Regions from separate parts of the Mus musculus genome. Here region 2 is linked to region 1. The links are chromatin loops, found by intact Hi-C in ENCODE. Cell type or tissue: heart. All regions are shown on one strand.

Region 1 (2,500 bases):
TTTTTATTTATTTTTTATCGTCTTACATGTATCAACGATTGCTTTTATCTGTGCCTGTTAGAAGCTGGGGATACGCTGGTGTACCACCAATCGTGGCTCCACTTAAATGTCTAGTTGGGCAAGAATCTAGTGATCAAGAGTAACATTTAAATAAGTGCCCTGGAGGGAGATTCTTGGGCATATCGATCCTTCTGCCACCAAACCCACTTTTTTTTAGTCAGAAGGTCCAGAAGGGCTTCTCTGGGAAAAAAAAAAAACAACTAAAAAAACCGATTAAATAAAGGGGTTGAGCAGGAGTGTGTTCCAGATAGACGACACGTGAATTGCACAGGCTTCGCGACAAGAGCGAGCTTAGTGCACTAAGACACTGGAAATCGCCAGCATTACTACATTGATGTCAGTGACGTGGGACACATGAAAGCGGAGGGGTAGTCGAGATGTACCACGTGAGGAAGCTCTCGGCTGGCTGGGCTACTCTTACATTTGCGTGCTTTTCCCTCCACTTCCTTCTGTGTGCATCCACAGAACTTAAGTCAGATTAACCTAACGGGTGTGCGGCCGGTGTGCTTCAGCACAGCGCAGAGATCACAGCCGGGAGACCAAAGCGTTCTGCGGCTGAGCCACCAAAGACGCGTCCGCCCGCTCTGCCTGTGCCCAAGGACCGGAACTCAACGGCACCCGGAGAGGGAACGCGCGCTGGGTAGCCGCTTCCTTTACCGCGCCATTCTCGCTGGTCTTCATCAGGCAGCCAGCCAGCGACGAAAAGATGTAGCCATGCCGGGTGTAGGTGCCGCTGCCGGGGCTGCCTTCCTCCAAGTTACACAGACGTTCGCCTGCAGAAGACAAGCTGCCTCAGCCACGGGCTCCCAGAAGCTGGTTGCCACACAGCCTGGAACTGCGTGCGGAGACCGCTCACTTACCGGGGATGCAGTACCTCACCGGTGGTGCCATGCTTGCCACCATCCACAACCCGGATGAGAACCAAGACGACTTCTCATTGGTCAGCTAGAGGAGCGGCCTCGCAGTTACACGAGTACCAATTGGCGCCTTCGACCGCACGGGGTGTAAGAGCGAGGTCTGACTCCATTTCCCAGGCTGCCCCGGGACAGATCTCTGGGCGTGCCTTTGCGGGCTCCGGGCCTCGCGCCTGCGCAGCTGGGTGGTGATGGGCGGGCGGCGGGTCCCGGTCCGCTGGCTAGCGCTGTGGGCTGAGGGCCATGGTGGGTCAGCCTTAGCTCGGCCCGGCCTGGGTCCTGAGCTGGAAGGGGAGGCAGTGGGTGGCGGACAGGGAGACTGGGCCTAATCTGGCTGATTGAGAAGCTGGCAGGAGGCAGGTAAGAGTAAAGGCGCGGTTCTTGCTTCCCATCCGAGTCCCGGTGTCCAGGCCTTTAAGTTAAGTTCCTGATCTCTCTACGACCTGCCCTGCGTGGATGCGTCCTCCTAGGTCCGAACGCATTTTCAGCCCCAACTCGCCCATTTCATGAGTTTGAAGACTCAGATCCAGGTTTGCTTTGTACAACAAAGTGTCGAAGTTGGTTCGAGACAGCCCAAGCTTAAGCCGATTTTTTTTTTTTTTTTGGACCTGAGCCCATCATAGATGGACCCTGCTGCACCTGGAGACACAACCTTTTTCTAGTTTTGTAGAACGACAGTTTCTTCTCTTGCAGGCAGATACTCTATAGAGTGTGAGCTCCTTAACTATGAATGAGCAGCTTGACGTTAGCATAGCATTCCTTTTGCTTTTTTTTCCCTTTTAGCATGTTAGCCGGGAAAGAAGCCTTCATTAATAGAATATTGTGCTTTATTGATATCTGACATCAGCTTGAGGTGGCAAAGGTTCCGGGAGCAGCAGCTTTTTCCGGATGAAATTTGCCATGACTTTGATCTCACTTTCATCTATTGGCTCTGGAGTTTATTGCTCTCTCCCCTTCCCTCCCTGTCAGCCAGGCTTCTTTGAGATACAGATGGTGATTTAGGGGAGTGCTCTTGCCTGCTAATCTCTAATCTGGTGGCAGATGGCCACTGTGGCCTGTGGGTCCTACTGAGAGGTGGCAGTACTTGGAGTGTGGAGAAATTATGCTGGCTTTATTCCTCCTCCGTGCATTCAGGTCATTCGTGCCTTCCCGCCACATTTAGATGTAAATACGACTTTGCTTTTTCTCTGTTTCCTGAGGGAAAACTTTTTCACTTGTGGCCCATTTAATACGTCTTTTTCTAGCCTCGTCATTATCCTGATATCCCATTAGGCTGAGGGGAGAGGGTCCTGGTCTCACTCTGTTCACTCAGAGTTGATAGGCACCACAAGCTTTCCATTTTACGGGTTTGATTTCCGGTTTGATTTGTCCTCTAGGTTATTGATCTCTAGAGCTATGATTCTAATACTGGTTTTATTTCTTTGTTAATCAGAAAGGATGAGCGCAGCAAATACTTGGGTGTTATCACATTGGTGAGAGTGTCTTTGCTGGCTCCTGTACAGCTGCCAGCCTTTCCTGTTCTGCAT
Region 2 (2,500 bases), 210 kb after region 1:
AAGACTCAAAAAAAAAAGTCTGGGCCTGGACAGCTGGAAAAGGAATTTGAATAGCAGTCTTATCCCACCGCCTGCCCACTCCATGGGATGTTAGCTAACCAGACCACAAGGTCCCCAGGTGCTCACTGTTGCCCCTGATGTCTTGCCATCAAGAAGAGACCCCAGGGGTGTTCTGACTCCCTCTTCTGGAGTGTCTGAAGACAGCTACAGTGTACTTACATATAATAAATAAATAAAATAAAAAATATATAATTGACACAGGGCTAGAGAAATGGATCAGTAGGGAGTCAGATCTTATTACCGGTGGTTGTGAGCCACCATGTGGTTGCTGGGATTTGAACTTCGGACCTTCGGAAAAGCAATCAGGTGCTCTTACCCACTGAGCCATCTCACCAGCCCCCAGGCCCAGACTTTTGTCCCTAGCTCCTGCTCCTATCCAGAGTTCAGGCTGCTTGTGGCCTGGGGACCCTGTGAGGGACTGGATTAACAAATCACTTAAGCCGGGCGTGGTGGCGCACGCCTTTAATCCCAGCACTCGGGAGGCAGAGGCAGGTGGATTTCTGAGTTCAAGGGCAGCCTGGTCTACAAAGTGAGTTCCAGGACAGCCAGGGCTACCTGTCTTGAAAAAACAACAACAACAACAAAACAACAACAGCAGCAACAACAACAACAATCAAGTCACTTAACTGCAAAACTCTCCTCCTCTATGGAGAAACGAATTGCCTTATCCCCAGGTTGCAGGCTGCGTACACACAAAGAGGGGTCATATATGTGCCATGGTCTTATATTCTGGGTATACCCAGGGGAGACTCCAGCAAGCTCAGAGCCCCCTGGGGATAGCCCCACCCAAAGTTTGTCTTCAGTTTCCTCTTGTCTGAGTACTACCCACCCTCTATGACACTTGTGACTGAAAATTCCCCAGTCGTCCTGTCAAAACTCCCTCCTCTTTTGTGGTTTGCTTATAACCTTCCTTTCCTTGACCTCTTTTGTCCCTTAGCAACCAGTGAGTGCCAACACTTGAGAACAGGAATAAACTCTCTTCCGCCGGGCAGTGGTGACGCACACCTTGAATCCCAGCACTTGGGAGGCAGAGTCAGGCGGATTTCTGAGTTCGAGGCCAGCCTGTTCTACAGAGTGAGTTCCAGGGCTACACAGAGAAACCCTATCTCAAAAAAAAAAAAAAAAAAAAAAAAAAAGTCCTCTTCCTTCTGACATTCTGTGTTTGTATCTGGAAGGTGCTTAGATTTATTGAGTAGGACAGAATCAAAGCTTTTCTCTAAAACTGTATACTTACACTTTTCCAGAGAGTCTGTTCCGCCTCCTTTTAGAATGTTTTCAAGATTCCAGAAGCTAAAAATATCGTCCCAAAGCTTTTGAAAGAACTCTTCCATGTAAGGAGCCCAGTGGAGACGCTTGAAGCTGAAAGTTCATGTCCACCAGGTGGCGCCCTAACCCACACATCTCCTGCTGCCTTTTTTTTTTTTTTTTTTTTTTTTTAAGATGGAAGAATTCTTTCCTTCCTCCTAATGTTAATAGGCTCCCTGCTCCCTTCAGCGGTCCAGCATCCAGATTCAACTGCTAGATGCACTTTAGAGTCTCAGCCATAGGCAAGGGCACTAAGCACATCGTTCCAGGGGCTGCTAAGTTAGGATCAGAACATACAGGTCTGGATTTTCCAGTGGGACACAGACTCTGCGTCACTTTTCTGGGTCCCTGCCAGTGTAGCTGTAAACAGAACATGAGAAATATATAAAAGTGCTAGGATTGTGGATGAGAAGTCATCTTCATCTGTGCCCTAGCAGCTCCTGAAACAAGGTCAACTGCTTCAACGCTCTGAACCCACTCTTGGTCCCTATTGGTGGGTCAGAGCTCAGAACACCATCACCAGGAGCAGTAAATACAACTTCTTCCACGGGGTCTAGCACAATAAACATCCCCTTCCCCAAACCACACATATCTTACATCCCTGGCCTCTAAAATGGTGCTCAGTGTTTAATAAGCTCTCATTGTCTGCTTGCTGCATGAAATTATTTTACAGATGAAGTAATCAGGCACAGAGGGCTGGGAAACCCCTCCTCCGTGCCCGACGATGGAGTGAGCAATGGAGTGAAGAACTCACTCTTGTTCTCAAGTGTTGGCACTTGCTGGTTGCTAAGGGACAGAACTCAAGTAAGAAAGGCTATGCTGTCTTGTGTGGGTATGCTACACACCACAATTTAAGCATTTATAATATGCATCTGGAGCTTTCTTGAGTAGTATGTACTGGGGTGGCAGTGACAGGCCAAAGTTTTTTTCTTCAAAGGGGAACCAGGCTGCAGGGAAGGGCACCTACTGTTCCAGGCCAAGGGGATGGGACTCTGAAGTGTATGATCAGCTGTGGTTTGATGCAGGCATTGTCCTGTAGGCAAATGTGGCTTGCTTAGTGTCTTAGTTAGGGTTTTATGGCTGTGAAGAGATACCCTTACCACTAAAACTCTTGTTACAGTGTCATGGCAAGAAG

The links. Peaks named below come from ENCODE experiments on the same cell type or tissue, not always from the same donor. Only the 100,000 strongest peaks of a DNase experiment are listed, where the experiment ranks them.
Region 2: a loop joins it to region 1, with 2.1 times the contacts of the local background. A loop is called at or near these places in 1 of 42 quality-filtered maps.

Annotation. Positions count from the first base shown.
Region 1 is chr19:41,932,332-41,934,831 of GRCm38, forward strand. It overlaps Exosc1 (exosome component 1), which reads right to left and starts at 983. Exons shown (of 8, transcript NM_025644.4): 1 at 921-983; 2 at 718-833. The coding sequence starts at 951. Zdhhc16 (zinc finger, DHHC domain containing 16) reads left to right here and starts at 1,114. Exons shown (of 11, transcript NM_023740.3): 1 at 1,114-1,334; 2 at 2,407-2,500. In heart, a CTCF peak has its summit at 1,058; a DNase peak (open chromatin) is centred at 1,080; H3K4me3 peaks cover 2,500 bases; H3K27ac peaks cover 1,284 bases.
Region 2 is chr19:42,143,301-42,145,800 of GRCm38, forward strand. No RefSeq gene overlaps it. Among named protein-coding and RNA genes, the nearest start is that of Marveld1, 2.8 kb to the right of the region's middle. In heart, a CTCF peak has its summit at 1,424 (motif pointing right); a DNase peak (open chromatin) is centred at 1,441; H3K27ac peaks cover 364 bases.